Linked DNA regions of Homo sapiens: all the other regions are linked to region 1. A link is a loop called in an ENCODE intact Hi-C map of the cell type or tissue named here. Cell type or tissue: endothelial cell of umbilical vein. All regions are shown on one strand. Links, peaks and the distances in the headings refer to the core of each region. The heading gives the core; the rest is flanking DNA.

Evidence for each region. Hi-C counts contacts between places; a loop is a spot of excess contacts. Peaks named below come from ENCODE experiments on the same cell type or tissue, not always from the same donor. Only the 100,000 strongest peaks of a DNase experiment are listed, where the experiment ranks them.
Region 2: a loop joins it to region 1, with 3 times the contacts of the local background. A loop is called at or near these places in 4 of 110 quality-filtered maps.
Region 3: it touches region 1 in a loop (3-fold over the local background); 9 of 110 quality-filtered maps call a loop at or near these places.

The regions. Positions count from the first base shown.
Region 1 is chr4:169,109,517-169,117,297 of GRCh38, forward strand. SH3RF1 (SH3 domain containing ring finger 1) reads right to left here. Exons shown (of 12, transcript NM_020870.4): 10 at 6,753-7,114. Among named protein-coding and RNA genes, the nearest start is that of CBR4-DT, 100 kb to the left of the region's middle. In endothelial cell of umbilical vein, for the core only: a CTCF peak has its summit at 6,520; DNase peaks (open chromatin) are centred at 6,495 and 7,455; H3K27ac peaks cover 2,049 bases.
Region 2 is chr4:169,221,629-169,229,798 of GRCh38, forward strand. The region is part of intron 2 of SH3RF1 (SH3 domain containing ring finger 1); the gene reads right to left. Among named protein-coding and RNA genes, the nearest start is that of SH3RF1, 45 kb to the right of the region's middle. RefSeq lists enhancers at 3,469-4,668, 7,855-8,170. In endothelial cell of umbilical vein, for the core only: no CTCF peak of the experiment used is centred there; DNase peaks (open chromatin) are centred at 3,973 and 4,453; H3K27ac peaks cover 2,092 bases.
Region 3 is chr4:169,021,137-169,029,306 of GRCh38, forward strand. No RefSeq gene overlaps it. Among named protein-coding and RNA genes, the nearest start is that of CBR4-DT, 15 kb to the left of the region's middle. In endothelial cell of umbilical vein, for the core only: CTCF peaks have their summits at 3,798 (motif pointing right) and 4,000; a DNase peak (open chromatin) is centred at 3,825.

The sequences.
Region 1 (7,781 bases), core at 5,232-7,731:
GGAGGTGGTAATACAGAAAAGATGCTGTCCTAGTTCCAAGGAACCATGCTTTCAATGGCATATTCTGATTTTTTCTATGTTAGCAGAAGAATGTTCCACTTGAGAGAGATCATTTTGCAAACTCAGACACTTAGCATCTATGAGCACCATTATTTTTTCAAAAACCAACAGCAGAAATGAAAACTAAATGAATTAATAAAGACTACATTCAGGCTGGGCACAGTGGCTCACACCTGTAATTCTAGCACTTTGGGAGGCTGAGGCAGGAGGATCACTTGAGCCCAGGAGTTCAAGACCAGCCTGGGCAACATAGGGAAACCCTGTCTCTACAAAAATAAAAAAATTAGCCAGGTGTGGTGGTGCATGCCTGTGGTCCCATCTACTCCGGAGCCTGAGGTGGGAGGGAGGGTTGCTTGAGCCTGGAGGTTGAAGTTGCAGTGAGCTATGACCATGCCACTGCACTCCAGCCTGGGTGATAGAGGGATACCCTGTAGCAAAACAAAACAATACAAAAAAAAAAAAAACCACCTGGGAGGAGGAAGAAAAATCATTTGAACAAAGAAAATGAACGTTAGAGGCCGGGCACAGTGGCTTACACCTGTAATCCCAGCACTTTGGGAGGCCAAGGCGGCAGGATTGCTTGAGCCCAGGAGTTGAGAGCAGCCTGGGCAACATAGCAAGACCCCATCTCTACCAAAAAAAAATTACCTAGGTATGGTGGCTCATGCCTTTAGTCCCAGCTGGGAGGATCACTTAAGACCAGGAGTTCAGGCTGCAGTGAGGTATGATTGCACCACTGCACTCCAGCCTGGGTGACAGAGTGAGACCTCGTTTAAAAAAATAATAATAAAATAAAAGAAGAAAGAAAGAAAATGATCAGTAGAGACTTCAAGAAAAATGTTCAGAAAATAAAATGAATATTTAAAAACCAGATAGGACCTCTGCTTAAGAAAATCAAGAATAATAAGCCAGGTGCCGTGGTGTGAACCTGTAGTCCCAGGTGCTTGGGAGGCTGAGGTGGAAGGATTGCTTGAGTCCAGGAGTTCAAGGCTAGCTTGGGCAACATGATAAGACCCTATCTCTTAAAATAAGCAAATAAATAAATGAATAAAAGAACAATAGGAAAGGTCCTAAAACACTGAAGAAAATCTGTGGTTGACTCCTTAAGGGAGAGTCATTGGGAATTTGGGGGCGGGGGATTTGAGACACTAAATGTTGACCTTATGTGGCCCACCTGTAGGAATGCTGGCTTTTAGGAATGGATCTAGGATATGGCAGAGTGCATGTTGACCAACACCCACTTCTGCTGACTCATATGGAATTAATGTCAATGTCAGGCGAGACTTACAAAGCACCTCTAGAGATTCTGAAGTTATGCGTAGAAAATGGAAGCACTTGGGTCGATACCAGCATCAGAGGTGGTTCCTCCTCTTTTTCTAAAGCAAGGGTTAGAACTTAGAGAACTTAAGAACAATTACACAATTGTACTAATCAAAAATTTTTTTTTCAGACCAGGCGCAGTGGCTCATGCCTATAATCCCAGCACTTTGGGAGGCCGAGGCAGGGGGATCACTTGAGGCCAGGAGTTCAGGACCACCAACATGGTGAAACCCTGTCTCTACTAAAAACACAAAAGTTAGCTGGGTATGGTGGTGCATGCCTGTAGTCCCACTACTTGGGAGGCTGAGGTGGGAGGATTACTTGAACCCAGGAGGTAGAGGCTGCAGTGAGTCGAGATCACACCACTGCACTCCAACCTGGGTGATCTAGTTCTGTCACCCAGGCTGGAGTGCAGTGGCATTAACATAGCTCACTGTAGCCTTGACCTCCTGGGCTCAAGCCATCCTCCCACCTCAGCCTCCCAAGTAGCTAGGACTACAGGCACATACCACCATGCCCAGCTAATTAAAAATAATTTTTTTTTTTTTGGTAGAGATAGGGTTTTGCTAAGTTGCTGAGGGTGATCTTGTACTTCTGGCCTCAAGTGATCTGCCCACCCTGGTCTCCCAAACTTTTGGGATTATAGGTGTGAGCCACTGTGCCCAGCCTTAATCTTTTTATAACAACAAAACACAATAAAACATATATACATATACATAAGTATCTCCCAAAGATTTGGAGACACATTTTCCTGGAGATTAGTTGATCAAATAATGAAGACTTTGAACTGAATATGAAGTTAGCAGTATGTCCAGATAAAGTTGTTATACTGATGACGGTGGAAAACATTAGGGATCTCATAGAAGGAAGAATAACAATGGTAGAAAAGGTCTAGGATTTCAAACAGGAAAGAATTGAGATGAAACATAGAGTTTCAGATGCCTGTTTATCAAACCACGGAGTGCAGACACCAAAGTTAGCTAGAGATTTTAACACAAGGACAAAAATGCAATGTCTAGAGATCCCTGAGACTTTGCACAACAGGACTTCCAAATAAAATACTGTTCAAAGGAGTAGCCGGTTAGAAGAGAAGCTGCGACAGTCCCATCTGTACATTACAAAATTATATTTCTCTGTGGAACAGCAGCAGTAACCCACTGCAGAGCAGCTGGGTACAGAGAAAAGGAGGGGGCAATAGACACGCTATCATGTGGGAGATGTACCATGGACTGCTGGTAGGTTTAAGTAAATGGATGATGATGCTCACAAAATGACGAGGAAAGATAGAAATAATGAGGGCGTTATCAAATACCTAGATATCTGCTGTAAGTCTCAACTGAAACTAGGATCTCTAATACACTTTTTCCTTGCTGATAGTTTAATCTCACAGAAAGTTGAGCAAACTGCAACTTTGGATCCAATTCTGATCAACTAGAGGGAGGGCAGAAACCAGACGGGTGGAGATGCTCTGCTGATGAAGCAGAAATATTGAGAACTTGGAATAAAGCATGGAAAAAGAGGCTGATGATAGTCAGGTTTGAACTTCATAGTTTAAAAGAACTGATTTTTAAATGTTCAAAGAAAATATATGCATGACCTGAAACCCAAAAGGGAAGATGCTTCAAGAGGAATAGGAAGGCTCTCAAAAATGAAATTCTAACCATACAATTGCAAATCATCCCTGCAGATGAAAACATAGAGGCATCTAAAGGTACTGATGTGATCTCCCAGGGAGCAGCCTAATGGCTCAAATTTTTAAAGGGCACGTACAAAAAGATCAAGAGAAGAGCCCATAACAAAGAACATAACGTGGCCCATAGCAATTCAAGAAGGCTTAAAGATCAGAATGAGCTTAAACTTGCAAAAATGCTAAAGACAAAAAAAAATTTTGTAAGAGCTCTTTTAAAGTTATGTTTGAAACAAGAAGAACAAGAAAGACACAGACCCGCTGTGGAGGATGGTGGTTCTTGGATGGCAAGAAGAAAGGGAAGGATAATCTTCAGACTGGAGGGGAAGAACAAACTTTGACGAGAGGGAAATGAGTGAAGAGTTGGGATTTAGAGATCAAATGATTACTCTTAACAGGCTGAATTCACTCCAGGGTACAGAGAAAAATAGCAGAAGAAATGCAACCAATAACCTTTGATAATCTGGTGAATCTGGGATGAGGGTCAACTGAACAGGCAAGGAAAGGCATGTGCAAGTCCCAGTTTTCTTTTTTTTTTCCCCCCTGAGACAGAGTCTCACTCTGTTGCCCAGGCTGGAGTGCAGTGGTGTGATCTCGGCTCACTGCAACCTCCGACTCCCTGGTTCAAGTGATTCTCCAGCTTCAGCCTCCTGAGTAGCTGGGATTACAGGCATGTGCCACCACACCCAGCTAATTTTTGTATTTTTAGTAGAGACAGGGTTTCACTATGTTGGCCAGGCTGGTCTCAACTCCTGACCTCAGGTGATACACCAGCTTTGGCCTCCCAAAGTGCTGGGATTACAGGTGTAAGCCACCGCGCCCGGCCCCAATTTTCAAACACATGACACCAAAGCACTTTGCAGACCATCTGGGAAATTCTAAAACAGTATTAAACAAAAGATTTATGAACATTTAGAAAGGGAAATAAAACTCTTCCAGGAGACACTCGCTAACAATAAGTCACAGCAGAAATGATGGAGCAATGGGGAGAACTCTGTGGATGGGAGGATGATGTAAAAGGCAGGTGAATCTCAATGTGGCATCTGGTGAGTTCTCCCAGGACATCCTTGTAGATGTGATGGAGAAATGTATACTAAAGACACTCTAGTCATGAAGATTCATGATTAAGTGACAACAATCATGGAATTACTAAATTTATATCAACCAGAAGTCTCTTTAGTGGACTTGGAACACTAAATGAGGTAGGAGATTTAATAAGGGAAAATTTGAAATCTGTGATATGAGGAATAGGAAAAGAAAACTTCAAGGGTATAGCATTAGAGAAAAGACACAAGGGGACACACCTGCAAATACCTCAGGGCACCATGTAGAAAGGAGATCTGCATTTTCTATGTGGGCCCTCAAAATAAAGAACAACGGTTGGAAGGTTGAGTTGAGTTACAGCTGTCTGAAGATGGCACAGGGCAGTCTTGGGCTAGGGCACTGCTTGGTCAATGGGGCACGCACCTAGGCAGAAGCCATGGTCATTTGTCAGGGATGGGTGCTCCACAGGATGACCAGTAAGGACCTGTACTAGATGGTGCCGTAACAGGTTAACTCAAACTTTGTGGTAAAAATCGGGTCCTAAAATCAAGGTGTGGCAGGGCTGGTTCCTTCTGGAGGCCACTGGGGAAGAATCTGTTCCCTTGTCTTTTCCAGATTCTAGAGGCTTCCTGTATTCCTTGACCTGTGGTCTCATTTCCCTATCATTCCTACCTCTGCTTCACCATCACGTCTCCTTCTCTGGCCCTAAGCTTCCTGCCTCCCTTTTAAGAACATCCTTGAGTTTACACTGGGCCCACCTGGATAATTCAGGCTAACCACCTTGTCAAAAGGCTATTAATTTAATAAAACCTGCAAGGTCCTTTTGGCCATGTAATGAAACATCTTTAAAAGTTCCAGGGATCAGGAGGTGGACATCCTTGGGGAGTCACTATTCTGTCTATCACAAGTACCTTTCAAGCCTTAGAGATTTAGTGAATTCTACATTGGAAGGGCCCAGCTGAAGAGTCCCTGTTCTTATCAGTGGCAAGGGCTCTGAGACACATTGTCATCAAGCCTTAAAATCTAAACCATAAAAATAATTATTTATAAATATATTAACAAAGTTGAACATGTTGGCTTGAGTGCAAGTTTAATGTAGTTAATTATAAACACTGAACAAATATCAATCTTTTTCAAAAACTCTCATGTTAACCGAACAATTAAATATTAACTTTTTAGTAGGCCATAAAGTTTATTTCCTTATAAACTGCTGTTTACAGGCTCCCTTAACCATTTAAATAGAACGACATACATTACCACTTAACCAGGTGGCTAAAAGTCTATGATCGCCCTCAAACTTCCCAGAACTGGTATAGAACTTCAGGGGAAATGTGTAAAATATTGAGGAAAAAGTAATAATGACAATAAAATTATCCAGATCCGTTACCATCTCTTCTTTTTCTTTTTACATTTAACAACTCTCAATTTCTCTTGCCTCCAATCACCTGTCTCTAAACCCAACCATCGGTTATTCTTTCCAATATAACTTTCCATTTATATTTTCTTTAAAATTCAGCCCCAAATGAGACATTAAAAAAAACCCCAAAAACTATGGATTTAGAAAATAATGTTTCCTTATATTTCAAGTCTTACCTCTCAAGGAACCATGCTGCTTAAGGTCAGATGTACTGGGCCATGGACCAGTACTAGCCTGTGGCCTGTGAGGAACCAGGCCGCACAGCAGGAGGTGAGCTGCAGGTGAGTGAGTGAGGCTTCATCTGTATTTACAGCCGCTCCCCATCACTTGCATTACTGCCTGAGCTCCGCCTCCTGTCAGATCAGCAGGGGCATTAGATTCTCATAGGAGCATGAACCCTATTGTGAACTGCACATGCGAGGGATGTAGGTTGCACACTCCTTATGAGAATCTAATGCCTGAGGATCTGTCACTGTCTGCCATCATGCCCAGGTGGGACCATCTAGTTGCAAGAAAACAAACTCAGGGCTCCCACTAATTCTACATTATGGTGAGTTCTATAATGATTTCATTATATAGTACACTGTAATAATAATAGAAATAAAGTGCACAGTTAATGTAATGAGCTTGAATCATTCTGAAACCATTTCCCCGCCACCACCCCTGGGTCCATGGAAAATCTGTCTTCAACGAAACTGGTCCATGGTGCCCAGGTGCCCAGAAGGTTGGGGACCACTGTTGTAGATAAAATAAATCCATAAGTAACACTTTTGATCAACAGTTTCATCCCCCTCACACATATATATTTTTAACAGAACTCTTATCAAGCAAGACTCACTGAGCAGGAAGACTTGAGGACAGCAAAATGATGAAAGAATGAGTAACTAAAGGGAAAAGGAAATTCCTCCACGAGACTGTAAGCTGCACAAGGAGGAGTGACTAAGTCTCATTCACTGTGGTCCCTCTAACATGCAGCACTGAGTCTGGCAAGTAGTGGGCGTTTAAACACAGAGAAACATGAGCTCTAGATAAGAGGATGGGGTGGTGCCTGCGTTTCTTCCCCACTCTACTCCTAGCACCTGGCATAGTGACTCACACGTAGGGAGCACCTGAGGGTTTGTTGAACAGTGAGTCCTCTCATTAGCTAAAAATGACAGACACAACATAAGAAGAAAAACAGGGAAGTAAGTAAAGCAGAGAAACAGTAAGTAAGTATGGTCTTACTTTGCTATCCTTGTCTGGTTTGGTTGCTGAACTGTTCCCACAAGCTGATGAAGCACTGTCAGGAGATGTGGGGAGTCCAGGGAGAACGGTCACTATCCGGCCACTGGGCTCAGCCTCCAGAGAAGCACTGGTGATGCTTGGGGAAGTCAGTGGAGCAGCTGCTGCACAGGCCAGAGGGGCACTGGCTCGACTGATACTGATGGCAGCAGTGTGCGTGGCTGAGCCTGGCATCAGAGGCGCAGGTTGTGGGGAGGCCAGCGAGTGATGGGACAGGCCCACAGATGCAGGGCTGAGGCCGGCGGCATTCTGTACCTGGATGGGTGTCACTGCTGCCGTGGGGCGTTCCTGGTTGTGCGCTGCAACTAGTAGATGGGAAGAGGGAACACAGCAAAATTCAACTATCTAATAGATGCTGCTCACCAAAACATGAGTCATTTCACTGCATCAGACCATGATGAAAGGCTGCTATTGTATTTATTACAATAAAGATGGGATGGACGGTGGCCTAAAAGCACTTAATCTTAGCTGGATCCCCAGACACTATCTATTGTCCTTCCAGGTCAGCCCTTGAGTCTACTGAGTGCCTGGAAGCTCAGTTTTGACCCAAGTCCCTTTACTTAGGAGACAGCCTCTCCACAGTGTTAGAGACACTGAGCCAGTTCTTGATGGTATTCTACAGTGTCAAGCGATGTCTCCCTCTAGTCCTTTTCCTATTATTCATTCCCTTTTCTTATGAATCATTTTCCTTTTTTCTGTTTTTCTGATAGAGTTCACAAGCCTTTAGTTTACCCCTCATCCCATTAGTTACCCAAGACTCTTGGGAAGGTTTTCAGTGCTACAGAACTAAGAAAGCTGTTTAAGATCCCATAGGGTCCAAGGTAGACTTGTGCTTAAGTTAATCAGAAATGATCAGCACACCCGTTAGTAGAGTATCACGCAATGTCACATGGATGGTAGTAGTGAGATTTGAGATCATATGATCTCAACTATAGAAGTCAAAATTTCAAGTACTATTGACATTCTTAGGAT
Region 2 (8,170 bases), core at 2,555-5,054, 110 kb after region 1:
CACTATGCTCCTTATAACATACCTTGTAATCTATAAAATAAAGGCAACATATTTTATGTCTGATAATAAAAAAAAGTTAACTGCTAAATCCTAGATGACAAAACACTTCATCTTTTACCCCATAAAATTTGCCCTGAATTTTAAAATTCATCACTTACGTAATATCTGAATTCTACAACTCTGATAGCCTTTTATTAGCAGGCTATGTAAAGATCCAAAATCGTTACACAGTACAAACAGTGAACTGCTAAGCTAAAGTATAACCTTTTTGCTTAACTGGATAGACTAAAGTAATAATAGACTATGTAATACAAACTTCTCAAAGTAAGTCTTCGTTCCCCTCATCCATCCCAAAAAAACACTACTAATAGTTTTTCCTTGAACATCTATACATTATCAAGTGTAGGTGTCTACTATGTAATAATAATATACATTCAAACCACCTTTTTGGGTTTTCTTAAATGTAGGCTTATCTTCTGCTCAAAGCAAAGATACTGCAATAGAAAATCAGCAATGTGACAATTATAATATGCTCTTAAATTATAAATCAATAGGCTGGTCATGGTGGCTTACGCCTGTAATCCTAGCACTTTGGGAGGCCGAGGCAGGTAGATCACTTGAGATCGGGAGTTGGAGATCAGCCTGGCCAACATGGTGAAACCCCGTCTCTACTAAAAATACAAAAAATTAGCCAGGCATGGTAGCAGACACCTGTAGTCACAGCTACTTGGGAGGCTGACGCAGGAGAACTGCTTGAACCTGGGAGGTGGAGGTTGCAGTGAACTGAGATTGCACCACTACACTCCAGCCTGGGTGACAGAGCTGAGACTCGGTCTAAAAAATACATATATATGTATTTTATATATATATTTTTATACATATTTATATATATATATAAATCATTAACTGTTCTGTATATTTTGACAACTTCCTAAGAGGAATTTAAGATAATAGAATTTCATTCCAAATTAATAACATTGTTAAGATAAATACTGTAACAAAATAATAACAAAGTCTCCTTCAATAAAAGTGGAATAGTAATCTGAGGACAAATTTCAGTCAGTTTATTGCTTCCCTTGTTAATCTTTCACCTTCTAAAATGCATTTTACAACTAAAACTGAGAAAGAACTTATGTTAACAACTCTCTATTTTGTGACACTTTAACTTTAATGGAACATGTTTATTCCTTCCTGCTCCCAACGACACTTCCAATACATGAGTTCAGCTAAGAAAACTCAGTTCTAAAATGGCAAGTTCTCAGCTGTCTATGAAGCCAAATGGGCGGCTATAAATGCCTGTGTGGACAGCACCCCTGTCCTCGCATGGATTTTTATGAGGCACCATGTGGCACCCCTCGTGGTTTGCCCAGCTGCAGCTCTTCACAAGGCGGGAAACACATGTGACATTGCCTCCAACTTCCTCTGCCTTCCCAAGTGGCATCAGTCCTCCAACACGCAGACTCACTTTAAGGCACTGACCCTGGACCTTCCTGGGGCCTTTCTGCCAGGAAGATATAAAAGAACATCTATTCATTCCATTGACAGGTAACAGACCCTCATCAAGTGCAAGGTGCTGCACTCAACATGTAGGGATAGTAACATGCAATGGCCACTAAGCATGGATCAGAAGGGAAGATAGAAATATAAGCCACCACACCTCTCCACAAAATGCAGCACATATAATAAGAAATACACATCACATTCTATGAGAGTTCTGAGGCACTGGCAAGATCAGAGAAGGCAATGTGAAAGGGGTGGTGGCTAAAATGGCCCTAAAAGGATGGGTAGGAATTAGAGATGCAAATAAAGTACACTATGGATAGTTAAGAAAAGAGAGGGAAACCAGAGCATGAGGCAGGCAGGGAAGAGACATCCGCTCACTCATTCAGACAACGAATGTTTACTGAACATATGGTCCCAGATGTGGGGGATACACCACGACACACCATGAATAAGACAGACAGTCACTGATTGCTTGGAGCTTACTTTCTTTTTTAAAAATTATGTCCTTCTTTCCATGTTCAAATATCTAAAGGAGCTTACTTTCTAATGGGGTGATGGGCAAGCATATCAACAAATAATTATAGAAGTTAATTTCAGGTTGTGATAAGCGCAAATAAAAATAAACCAGGGTAAGAGCACAGTGGGTGGAGATAGGTAATCAATAAGAATGTGATATGTGAGCAGAGACTGGATTCAAGTGTGGAAGAGGTGATCCTAAGGAAGGGAGCCAAAAAAGCACAGGCAAAAACCCTGGGGCAGAACAGTTGGGCATATTTAAGAACAGCTAGAAGGCCAGTGTAGCTGGAAGAAAATACGTGAATCAAAGAGGTAAGAGATGTTGCTGGAAAGATAAGTACAGGTAAGAATGAATGTTTCTCCTTAAAGGCACCATTGACATTTGGGGCAGAATACTGTGGTCTTGTTGTATTTAGCATCATGGCCCTTGTGGCACTAAATGCCAACAGTACTGTCCTTGTAACAATTTAGAAGCTCCACTAATTTCTAAACACTCCTATGAGGGACAGGAAGCAGGCAGTACATCCCACTGAGAACCACTGAGACAGATCCTGTATGGCCTTGTGGTCATAAATATGATTTTGTTCTAAGTGTAAGGAAGAAGCCAGTAGAGAGCTATAAACAGAGGAAATGGCATATTGCCTATTTCTAGAAGGCCATGATCTAATTTCCTATTTTTTTTTTTTTTGAAATGGAGTCTTGCTCTGTGGTCCAGGCTGGAGTGCAATGGTGCGATCTTGGCTCACTGCAACCTCCACCTCCTGGGTTCAAGTGATTCTCCTGCCTTAGCCTCCCAAGTAGCTGGGATTACAGGCTCGCGCCACCATGCCTGGCTAATTTTTGTATTTTTAGTAGAGACGGGGTTTTGCCATGTTGGCCAGGCTGGTCTCGAACTCCTGACCTCAGGTGATCTGCCTGCCTCGGCCTCCCAAAGTGCTGGGATTACAGGCGTGAACCACCACCACCGACCTCTAATTTCTATCTTTAAAAAATGTCTCTGTCTACTATATGGAAAACTGGCTCCAGGGGATAACAGTAGCTGCAGGGGTAACCAGGAACAAGACTACTGCAGTAATGCAGGAGATTATGACAGCTTGGCTTGGGTAGGTGCTCAGATGTAATAAGATGAGGGAGATCTTGAAGACTGAGCCATCAGGATTTGCCTAATGTGGCTTCACCTAGCTAGAGCAGAGTATTGAAGAGGGGAAGTCAAACATGAGGCTGGAATGGAAAATTGGGGCCAGATTCCCTGGGGGCCTAGAAAGCCAGCCTAAGGGACATCGAGTCTCATTCTGTAACAGGGTGCCCAAGGGTTTTATACTTTAAGCAGAGTAATCCAACAGCAGTTGGGAAAGAAGAGAGACTAAAAAGAGGGAGACCAGCTCAGACAGAGAGAGACCAATTACCACATGCCTGGGAGTAAAGAGAGCAAAGCTCTGCATTGATGAATTCAAAAGGTATTACCAAGACAAGGTTAGTGCCAGTTAATGACCAGCTGACCCTGAGATTTAACCCTGGGCAACAGAGGGATGACAGGGACATGACCAAAGCAAAGCATCATGAAAGGAGAAGAGGATTTGAAAAGGAAGGTAGTATGACCTGCTTCGGCTTCAGACATATTAGGTTTGAATGCTGGCCAACTTCACAGGTAGGAAAAGTCAGCTGGATTTGTGGAACCAGAGCTCCAGCACAAGTGAGGGCTGGAGGCAATTGTTTGGGAGTTATCAGCAAGATGGTGACCCCTAAAGTCACGAGACGGAAAGAGGATCACCACCAGAGAAAAGGCAGACCTCACAAAACACCTTAGATAGAACGCTAGGGACATGAGGAAGGGAAGTCATTTCAAGAATCATGCTGTGTGCAAGAGGGTTAAAAGCACAGATGTAAAGGAGGGTAAACTGGGTAAAAGGCCAATGGATTTAGTGACTAAGAGAGTCTGGAGACTGTCAAGACTGCAGTTTCATCAAGACAGAAAGGTGACTGCAATGTTAAAGGAAGTGAGTCAGTCTGAGGAAATGTGGATGAGCCTACACTATTTTTCAAGGATTGGTTATAAAAGGAAAGTGATAAAAGTGATGGTAGCTTGAAGGAGTAGCAGAGTTGAGGGTAGGTTGGGTGAGTGTGTGTGTCTTAAAAGTAAAAATAGTTAACTTGCAGAGCTTAAAGAGCAGAATCCAGTGGAGAGATTGAAGTTGCAGGATGATATGACCCACCAACGACAAGAAAACAGAAGAGATGAGCAGAGACATGTTACCCTTAGAAAGAGGAAGAGACACCTGTTCCTCTGGCAGATAAGGGAAGATGATCAAGCAGTGGCTGCCATGTTGCTGACAGCCCCCTTAAACACAACAGAAGAGACAATGAATAAAGCTATTATATATATAGCAACACACTTCTGATAACCACTTCTAGGAGAAACAATATTCTGACTAATGCCATTATTCTACTTAATGTCGTGACATCAGAACAACCAAATGTTGTGACTCATAGTTTGTCTCTTTTGTTTAGTGCACTTAATATGAATGAAAGAGGTAGGTGGATAAGTACCTTTGGTAAGTGAATGAAGAACCCCCCAGACAATGCAAATCACGCTATAGATAAAAGAGTATATTTTGTTTCTGAAATTAATTTAAACTCCCACTTGGTTTGTCTTTCACAGTCACTTGACATTTATAATTCAGTTGCAAATTCATAAATCAAAAGCATTCTGCTTTTCATCACAGTTGTCGTGTCTACATATCAAGGTTTTCCTGGTCACCATAACACTACCATTCCACAGCAGTGAAAAGCAAAATACATGGAATGTTATAATGAAGAAAAATTTGAGGGAGCCTGATTTAAAGAAAAAAAAAAAAGAGCAAGAAAGATCAGAATACATAAACTAAGTAATTAATGAGATCATCAAAGCCCATGCTAATCTCATTTAACCATTCCTTACCCCCCTAGAAAGGGAGATACAGAAAGGCACACAACAGCAGCAAATGACTTTAGGTCAGTAGCTTTTTTAAAAATTGGCCACAGTGCACCATCAATTTTATAGGAAACTATTGTAGATAATAAAACCTATCTTTGTAAATCTATTTTACACAGTATGCCAAAACTGTCAGTGAAGCTAAAGTCTTATAATAACTGTGATTGGGATGATGAATTGAATGTGTTAGCCTAGCATTAGTCACCTAATTCTAAATCTAAATTGTACTACCTCAGTCACCTAACTGCTTTTAAAAATACATAAGAGGCCAGGCATAGTGGCTTATGCCTGTAATCCCAGCACTTTGGTAGGCTGAGGTGGGAGGATCACTTGGGGCCAAGAGTTTGAGACCACCCTGGTCAACATAACAAGACCCCATCTCTATAAAAAGTGAAAAACTAGCCAGGCGTCGGGGCACAAATCTCTAGTCCTAAATACTCGGGAGGCTGAGGCAGGAGGATTGCTTGAGCCCAGGAGGTTGAGGCTTCAGTAAGCTGTGATCATGCCACTGTACTCCAGCCCGGGTGACAGAGCAACACCCTGCCTTGAAAAAAAAACACATAAGAAAGAACCAAGAGTTTAATTAATTCCAATTAGAAAATGATAAGAATGGGAAATAACAAAAATCATTAGACTATAACATCAATCAATAACCTATTTCCAAAAAACTCTGAATTAAACACTAAAAATTTTGAAATGGCAAATGAAAAACAACTATTCTCTCTTATGTGCATTTGAAAAATGTTCCTCTTGAATAAGCTGTATTTATCACCAAATATTTCATCTTTCACTGATAGGTACATGACAAAGTGATTCATGTACTATCCATGGACTACAAAAATATGTAGTTGTCTTAACAGGTATCAGGCATAGAGTTGGAATTTATGCTTTAGAACTTGTAATGGAGCCCACAGCAATAGAATGTTTAAAATCTGAATTAGCATTTGATATTCTGAAACAACATTTGGCAGGGGTAGCTGGGATCCCTGGGGTGTTCCATAACATCTATGCATTATTTATTTTACTATACTACCATACTGATCTACAATTACTCTCTCTGTGTGCCTTTCTCTACCAGTGGCCTGGAAACAACTTACAGGTAGAAAGACCACATTATCTACAACCATAGAACAGTGCCCATCGAAGCCAGACCCAGTTACTTTTAAGAGGAATGTCAAAGGGCTACGGGATAGACAGTGGAATTTCCCACAGGAAGATGTACCATCCCTGGACACGAGAACAGAGTTTATTGCATTTTTCAATTCAGGAAGAGAAATTTTTCAAAATAATGTCACAAGAGCGAATGAAGGGAACTCTACAAATCACAGTCATGAAGTGATTCAGAATCCCAAATGCCTGAACTGAATTTTATTAAGGATTTCATTTCCTATAAAAGCAACATAACGCATTTTTAACTACTATTTTTGTTCACGTAGTTACCTCCCTATTCTACTTTTTCAGCTGTTTCCAGGAACAGTGAGCAGACCATCATTGAATAGAATATATATTAAGTACATATTCTAAATGTATACCTTCTGCAAGAATTAAAAATCTGCACTAGAAAATATTGCCTACACAGGCAGATAGTCTTCAAACACAAGTAGACCATCTAAACACATTTCAGTAGACATGTGTTTCCCACAGCTGCTGTAACAAATTAGCACAAACTTCATGGCTTAAGATAACACAAATTTGTTATCTTGCAGTTCTGGAGGTCAGAGTACAAAATGGGTCTCTCTGAGCTAAAATCAAGGTGTTGGCAGCGCTGTGTTTTTTTTCTGGAGGTTCTAGGGGAAAAATCTGTTTTCTTGCCTTTTCCAGCTTCCAGAGGCTGCCTGCATCACTTGCCTTGGGGCCCCTTCCTCCATCTTCAACAGGAGGTTGAGTTCCTCATCACATAACATCACTCGGACCTTGTCTTCTGCCTCGCTATTCCACTTCTAAAAGCCCCAGTGATTACACTGGACTCATCCAAATAACCCAGGATCATCATCTCCTCTCCAGGTCAGCTGATTAGCAACCTTAACTCTTTGCCATGTAATAACACACGGCTCTGGGGATTAGGATGTAAACATCTTGAGGGGAGGGAAAGGGAATGACACATTAGTCTGCCTACTGCAGCATGGAATCATCCATCAGTACACTTTCTATTTTATTTTTCATACAGACTCACAGACATATACCACACCCATACCCAAAAGTTTTTTAGATTTCCCTGCCCTAATTTGATAATTCTAGACTAATTCTAATGAATACTTCCACAAGTGTCTCCTATAATTTTGTAATGTTAGAATTTTACTTTAAAAAAACAAAAAAAATTCTGTTCTTCGAAAAACAAACAAACAAACAAACAAATTCCAGATGGTTCCAAGAGTGCAAACCTGAAAACAGCTTAACCTGATTTATTTTTTTAAAAAAAGGCATGACAGTCTCACCAGGAAAGAGCTCTTTTAGTTTACAGGGTTTGATACGTAATATAATCATACTTAAGAGTTTTGTTTTGCTTTTTGTTTTCTGTTTTGAGACAGGATCTTGTTCTGCGGCCCAGGCTGGAGTGCAGTGGCTTGTGGAAAACTGAACTCATCTTTATAATTCCTTTTTTATTGAGACTTACCTAGAATAATTAACATTTGAATTTAATTAAAAACAGTTCTTTTGTCAAACTTAACCCAATTCTCCAATACTTTTGTAGGTCACCTTCTTTAATAACAATCAGAGGAAGAATTTTCTGACTCTTCAAAACAGCAATCTAAATATAATACTTTATTGTACAACACATGATGTCTTTTTTTTTGTGTCCCAAATTGTGTTCCTTAGAACACCTGGAAACATAAATTGGTATACCACCCCCCCACCCAAAAAAAAAACCTATTCGGTGGCCACATACATTTGGAAAAGGACGTATACCATGCCTCTCTTTTAGAGGGTCACAATGCATACTAAGTGTTAAAAGTCCTCTAACTTTGTTTAACATCACTGTTTTCAGAACGTTTTCCTAACATCCCTATAAATAACCTGGGCTGAGGCAAGAAAGTGAGAAGTGAATACTAATGTAGAGCATATCTCCACAGAGTATTACTCATGAGTAAGCCCCACAGCTTACTCATCACAACTGGGAACAAAACCAGCCCCACTTTATGCTCCTGAGAGTATACGACGGATGAAAGGCATTTCAAATAT
Region 3 (8,170 bases), core at 2,383-4,882, 91 kb before region 1:
TTGTTTCCATTGTCAAGGACATGGAATTTTTTGTGACGCACCACAAAATATCAATATATTTAATTTCATCACATGATCTAAGAATAACTTAGTAGCAGAAAATGTATACTTCATATTACAGATATTTCACGCTTAAAAAAATCACAACACAGGTCCACATCAATGAGGAGAAGACTAACTCTAAAACTATGTGATGGCCGGACACAGTGGCTCACGCCTGCAATCCCAGCACTTTGAGAGGCCAAGACTGGTGAATCACCTGAGGTTAGGCGTTCGAGACCAGCCTGGCCAACTTGCTGAAACCCCATCTCTACTAAAAATACAAAAAAATTAGCCAGGCTTGGTGGCACACGCCTGTAATCCCAACTACTTGGGAGGCTGAGGCAGGAGAATCGCTGGAACCCGGGAAGTGGAGGTTGCAGTGAGCCGAGATGGCGCCACTACACCCCAGCCTGGGCGACAGAGTGAGACTCCATCTCAAATAAATAAATAAATAAATAAATAATAAATAAAACTATGTGATCAGCTGTGTTCAAGTATTTAAATTAATATTTAATTAGCACGTCTTTGTTAATCTGGGGGATTCATATATCTGAAGACCTGAGCCCACGGATGCATGGTGAGAATGTGTTGCACTCCCTTCACTGTGGCAGAGCCAAGGAAGACAGCAGTGAACCGCAGTTATTCCCCTCATGCTGCAAGATGTGTGCTGAACAAGTGATTATAGTTATGAAAAATGTTAAGAAAAGAAAGTGCAGGTGGAGGGGCCGTAGAAATGAATAATGGGCAATTAGCCTAGCCTGGGCAATCAGGAGAAACTCCCTAGGAAGTTCCACTTAAGTTGAGTCTTGGTGAATGAGAAAGGGTTAATCAGGTGAAGAAAGCTGTGGGGCAGGAGCTGTTAAATGTGGAGAAGAGAGGTCTAGGCACCTGGCTACATAATGACCCAGATGGAAACTATTCCAGAAACTGAACCTCAGTAATGTGCCTGAAGCTTGAGAAAGAAGGGAATAGAAAACTATAAGATGAGGAAAAGAGATTAAGCATAGGTCAGATTATGCTAAACCTCATAGGACACATTGCAGATTTCGGTGTTTATCTTAAAGAAAATAGAAAGCCATAGAAGGCTGTTTTTGTTGTTGTTGTTGTTGTTTGTTGTTTTGGTTTTTTTTTTTTTTTAGACAGAGTCTCACTCTGTCACCCAGGCTGGAGTCCAGTGGCTAGAGAATTCCACTCCCACTTTCCTGATGATCTAGTGAGGCTGCCAGTGACTTAACCCAACCCTCCAGCCTTTGAAAAATCAGGTAACCTAGTCCAGAGAAATAAGCATCTTTCTCCTAAAAATATACATCTTAAGAAGAACCAAGAGTGGTTGAAGATGAGCCCAGTCATCCATGGAGATGTTGTACCCAGAAAGCTGTCAGGACTTCCTGCTGCGAAGATGCCCAGAGTCCCCCAGTTCTGAAACTGAGTTGTTTAACTCTTCCTTGATTCTGTGAGGTCCCCAGTATTATTCTAATAAATGGGCTTTTCTCATTTAAGTTTGGCGGGGTGGGTTTCTATTGCTTGTGTCCCAAGAACTCTGACACTGCCAGGCAGTGTGCTAGGTGATGTATATGATAATTTATTTAATTTAATTTTTCAAAGGAAGGTATCATAATCTCCATTTTACACACAATGAAAATGAAGCTAGTTGAGGTTACAGTAATTTGCTCACAGACACACAGTAAGTGGTGAAGTGTGACAAGGGGCTTGAGTCTTTGCCTGGATGCCAAAGGCTCTGCATGTTCTTCTATGTCACAAATGAGCAAGGATATTAAAAAGTTTTCATTCATTGCCACATAAGCTTAATATTTCAGACACATTTTGCATTAAATGATCTTACCAGGTAGATCATTTGTTATATCTGCTGATACAATAGAAATTTTCTTAGAAAAGCACAAAATGAAAGCAGAGAGAGATTATTAACAAGTTAAAGTTCTGTATATTGTTTTAATATACATATGTGTGTTTAGTTCCCTACCTAAAATACATCACAGTCACACAACATTCCGATCTTTTATTCTCTACAATTTTTTTTTTTTTTTAGATGGAGTCTTCCACTGTCGCCAGGCTGGAGTGCAGTGGCGCAATCTCCGCTCACTGCAACTTCCGCCTCCCGGGTTCAAGCAATTCTCCTGTCTCAGCCTCCCAAGTAGCTGGGACTACGGGCATGTACCACCACACCCAGCTAATTTTTGTATTTTTAAAAGAGACGGGGTTTCGCCATGTTGCTCAGGATGGTCTCGAGCTCTTGACCTCGTGATCCGTCCACCTCGGCCTCCCAAAGTGCTGGGATTACAAGCGTGAGCCACCGCGCCCGGCCTTTCTACTCTTTTGTGTTCCAAATTCTTTTGTATTCCATCATAATAATAACAGTGTAATTGCATGCAGTCTTACAATGGTTTTTAAGTCTACTCGTGACAAGAGCACAGTTATAGCCATGATATTAAACAAAAGGAAAACACGACAATCAATAACGATGTACATATAAGTACATATAAGGAATTGTACTAAATGTTGTGGGATAAACAAAATAAAAGAAATAAACATTTTCTTCAAGACACTGTCTCATTGGAAAGGCAAATAACAAAGATATGAAAAATAAAATAGGTAGAAATGGAATAAAAATGCAAAGGTAGCACGTGACTCCCTGTGAAATGATGTTTTAAGAGAGTTAATTACAAAGTCCTATGAACCCAAAAGGAAAGTGCTCAGATCCGGAAGAATAGGAAATGAAGAACAGTATGCTTGTGTCTGTCCACAAGAAAAATATATGATGTCTAAATAACAACCTAAAATAATGAAAGATTTCTGTGATGCATGGCTGACACACAGTACATCTTCATCTCAGGGGAGAATTTCCAGAAGTTGATTTTCCAGATTTATAGAACACAACTCCTGAGTGGTCACTGCAGCAACTGTGTCATTTTTCTACTTTTTCCAGCTGAACCAGTGACAAGTTACATCACTAATCCTGAGCTTATTAAGAAGTGTCACCATCTCATGTTGGAAACCTCTCCGGAGGGTTTGGTACTGTTCTCTCAGGTAGATTATTTAAGATTAATGTCCTGATATGACAAACTGCATTTTTAATCTGTCATCAAAGCAGATTATCAGAACCAGAAATGACAAGATTTAACACACAGTTTTTCATGCCTAAAACTAACAGCAAAAACTACAATGCATTTCACTACATTCAAAGTAAACATGATATATTAATGAATGGTTTTTCCTCTGTCACCGAATAATTATAGATTCCTTCTTACTAAAAACAAATTATGTTTATTTCCCTTAAGAAGACTATGATTAATTATACACAATTACACTTGCCTTTAATTGAACAGATTTCTTCTTTACTCTGGATTAGTGGGTTATTGTATATTATTAAATAGCTTCAGAAAACCCAAAGAAGGAAACCTTTCTCTTCAGAACTAAAGCTGGGTAAGTAATGGTGGTCGTGGAACTATGGATAGGGGTCAAAAAAGTTTCATTTTCTTGTTAAAATGACCTATGGCAAACAGAGCTAACAGTGTCTTACAGTTCTGATTTATTGGAAGCACATTGATATGCCTGAATCTCAGAAATTGTATTGGAAAAGCCACAAATGAAAGCTGAGAGAGATTAACATGTGGTGGGCTAAGACTTTGTAAAGATAGATTCCTAAGGCAGGATTTCTCAAACTCAACAATATTGACATTTTAGGATGTATAATTTTTGTTGTTGTTGGGGGTTGTCTTGTGCACCACAGAATATTTGCAGCATCTATCCACTAGATGCCAGTAACGTACATCCTCACAGTTGTGACAAACAATGATATCTCCAGACATTGCCAAATGTCTCCTAGAAGGGGATGGGGGCGGAGTGGGGTAGAGGGGAGCAAAATTGCCCTGGTTGAGAACCACCACCCAAAATTGTAGCATTCCTGTCTGGCCCCAAATCTAGAGGACATTGTACCTGATTCTGCTAGATGCTGAAAGTGTATAATTCTGTTGTGATAACAGAATATCCAGAATAAAGACCATACTTCCCAGCCTCACCTCCCTTACAGCTAAGTAGGGCCATGCTTCTAAAGTCAGGTTAACAGGATTTAAGCAAAAATTGTGTGGGAACTTCCTGGTCATGCCCATAAAAGGAAAAAAATATTTCCTTCTATTCTACTTTCCACCTTCTTGCTGGCTAGTTATAGACATGATGGTGAGAGCCAGAGCAGCCATACTGGACACAGGGATTGGAGCTGTGTGTTGAGTATGGCAGAGTAACAACAGCATGGGTGGCTGGATGTTTGACATGGTAGAGGTCCCATATCAGCTTTGAGACCTGAGAGAGAATAAACTTCTCTCTTGCTTAAATCTCTGTTCTATCAGGTTCTTTGTTATAGCAACTGGCATTTTCGTGGTAACTAACACACATCCCAACTGCTGTTGCATGCGCTAAGCCAAAAAGGCAGCAATGAAAAGAGGAGGGATCACTTCTTGTCCTTTTGGGTAAGACCAAGTATAAAACAGGGAGCTTCCTTTGTCCCACTGGAATCTAAAGAAGCTCTAACTGGGTCTACATCCTTGATTGGAAAACAGTCATTTTTAATTGTAACATAAACAAACACCAGGGAAAGAAACAGTGAGCAGTGAGGGAGGACGGAGTTAGTGATTCAGTCAGACCAACTGAATTCACACAGGCGATCCAATAGGAAGACAGTGTGCACAGTTGGTCTTTTCTTAGCTTACACTGAGATTCACGTCTGGACAGGTGAGGCTGGCGAAGTCCCCTACACAGCTGTTTATTTGCATGAGCTGGTTTGCCACGCAAAGAGCATGCTAGGCCAGGCACGGTGGCTCATGCCTATAATCCCAGCACTTTGGGAGGCTGAGGCGGGCAGATTGCTTGAGCCCAGGAGTTCAAGACCAGCCAGGCCAACATAGGGAGATCCCGTCTCTACCAAAATTAGCTGGGTGTGGTGGCGCCTGTAGTACTAACTACCCAAGAGTCTGAGGTGGGAGGATTGCTTGAGCCCAGGAGATCAAGGCTGTGGTGAGCCAAGATTGCATCACTGCACTCCAGCCTGGGTGACAGAGCAAGACTATCTCAAAAAAAGAAAGAAAGAAAAATAAAAAGAAACGAAGGAAGGAGAGAGAGAGAGAGAGAAAGAAAGAAAGAAAGAGAGAAAGAAGGAAGGAAGGAGAGAGAGAGAGAAAGGAAGAAGAAAGAAAGAGAGAGAAGGAAGGAAGGAGAGAGAAAGAAAGAAAGAAAGGAGAAAGAAAGAAAAAAAAGAAAAGAAGAAATGGCATGTTAGGTTGTACTTTTGTGGGAATGTAAGAATGAGAAAGACATTATCAGTGGAACGGATGGCCTTGTGTCTGGTCACCTGTCCAGCCCCATGGACAATGTATGAACCAATGAAGAGTGAACGTTCATAAGCTCAAGTGAGGAAATGGGTTCAGAAAGGTAGTCATGAAACGCATGGCACAGAGCATGACAAAGAGTGCCCAAAGCAGGGGGGAGAGCTCTCTCCCCACTTTGGCAAGGAATGCAGCCCCAACTGCGTGAACTTTCTAGTTCCTCCATGGTGACAACCAGAGGACCAGGGCGGAAGCTTAGGGGAGGGGAGGGCCCTGCAGATAACATTGTACCTCACAAGGACCTGCAGAGAACAATGGTGTTGAGCAGTGGGACCGGACTTTGCTTATAAGCACAAGTGAGATACCCCATAGAAATACCCAGAAATGCTTTACGATGGAGGACATTACAATAAGATGAGGCCATGCATCACTGGGGGAAGCCTTAAGCTGGCAAAGGTTGACCATTAATGTTGACGGTCCCCTGTGGCAGATAATAGTGAATTCCTGACCCAGTCAGCATTCCAAGGCCCTTCTCCCTACCATGTTGTTCCAGCCATGAGGGGATCTGAGGCAGTGTTCTGGGCAACATGACCAAAACAGAACACTAGTGGTGTTCCTGAAAAAAAAAAAAAAACAATTTTTTTTTCTGTGATAGAAACACTGCCTTTTCTCCTTCTGTCTTCTTCCTGGAGGAATGTGAACATGATTCCTGAAGCAACAGCAGCAGCAGCCATCATCTTTAAGCCTCCGCAGTCGCTGATTTCTGCATCTCTTGTTCTGTGAGGAAAATAGCCCCATGTGCTTAAATGGCTGTAGTTGAGTTTTCTAACACTTGAAGCCACTGCTGATTCATGGCTACAGGCTGATAAAAGCAGGGGAAATTTATATTACAGCAAATGTTGCTGCCATCTCTCCTGAAAAAGTGGTCTGAGGATCATATACAAGCCAAATATCTCCTTTCACATACTTTGCCCAGTCTATATGTGGCCTTTGTCATCTCACAATGTTTTCATGTTCACTTACTCATCTAAAAAGTTTGTTACTGGCGAGGATGTGGGAAAACTGGACCCCTCCTATACTGCTGGTGGAAGTTTAAAATGTACATCTACTCTGGAAAATTTCTTGACAGTTTTTCATAAAACTAAATCTGCATTTGCCACATAACCTAGCAATCATATCCTCTTGGGCATTTATCCCAGAGAAATGAAAACTTATGCTCATATACACAGAGAATAAGTCTGTATATGAATGCTGATAGTAGCTTTATTTGTAATAGCAAAAAAACTGTGAACAATCCAAATGTCTTTCAAAGGGCAAATGGTTAAGCAAACTCTGGCATATCCATACGGTGGAATACTATTCAGCCACGCAAAGGAATAAACTATGGATACATGCGACAAACTGGGTGGGTCTTAAGGACATTATGCTGGGTGAAAAAGTCAATGTCAAAAGGTTACATACTGTATGACTCCATTTATAGAACATCCTGGAAATGACAAAAGTGTAGAGATGGAGAACAGATTAGTGGTGGCCAGGGATTATGAACAGCGGACAGAGGGAGGATGCAAAGGGGTAGAATGAGGGAGTTCCTTTGTGCTGATGGAACAATTCTGTATCCTAATTGTTGTGTTAGCTACAACAGTAATTATGTACTGATCTATAACTGGGGTCAAATTGCATAGAACTATAAATACACACACACATGAGTGCATGTAAAAACTGGAGAATGCAGAGTAAGGTCTATACTCTAGTTACTAGTGTTATTCCACGCCAGTTTACTGGTTTTAATATGGTACTATGGTTATATAAGATGTCACCACATGGAACTCTATGTGTTAAGTGTTGCAGCTTTCTGTGAGCCCATACATATTTCAAAATAAAGAGGTTTTTTTTTATCAGCCTTAATAATCAGAAAAAAAGGAATAACTGATGACTCAGAGTATCTTTTCCGAATAAAATCTACAATCATTTTCCTTCAAATTTCTCATATGATTTTAAGCTTGATAGATATTTCGTCTCATTAAAATTTACGTGACATGGCCGGGCGTGGTGGCTCATGCCTGTAATCCCAGCACTTTGGGAGGTGGAGGGGGGCGGATCATGAGGTCAGGAGTTCAAGAGCAGCCTGGCTAACATAGTAAAACCCTGTCTCTACTAAAAATACAAAAATTAGCTGGGTGTAGTGGCACACACCTGAAGCCCCAGCTACTCAGGAGGCTGAGGCAGGAAAGTCGCTTGAACCCAGGAGGCGGAGCTTTTAGTGAGCTGAGACTGTGTGACTGCACTCCGGCTTGGGTGACAGAGCGAGACTCCGTCTCAAAAAAAAAAAATTAACGTGACGTAACCATAGAAAGAAAGAAAAAAAAAGTTTGGCTTTAGGGAGAAGAAAGCAGAGAACAATATGTATCCTTTGGTCTTAGAAACGAATGGTAATGAAACAACAAAAATAGTTTCACAAATTTTTACTTAGAAAATTGAACTTAAGAGCCTTGTTTTGTTTTGTTTTTTTGGTGAGGCGGCGCGGGGAGTTTTGTTTTTTAGCTGGGCATGGTGGCATGAGCCTGTGGTCCCAGCAACTAGGGAGGCTGAGGTGGGAGGATTGCTTGAGACCAGGAGATGGAGGCTGCAGATGGAGGCTGCAGTGAGCCGTGATTGTGCCACTGTATTACAGCCTGGGTGACAGAGCAAGACTCTGTCTCAAAGAAAAAAAAAAGAGTCTTGTTCAAGCATAAGCAATGGGTCAAAAAATAAGGTAACTATAAATACAGTGCAGATGTGAATTTTTAAGTCAG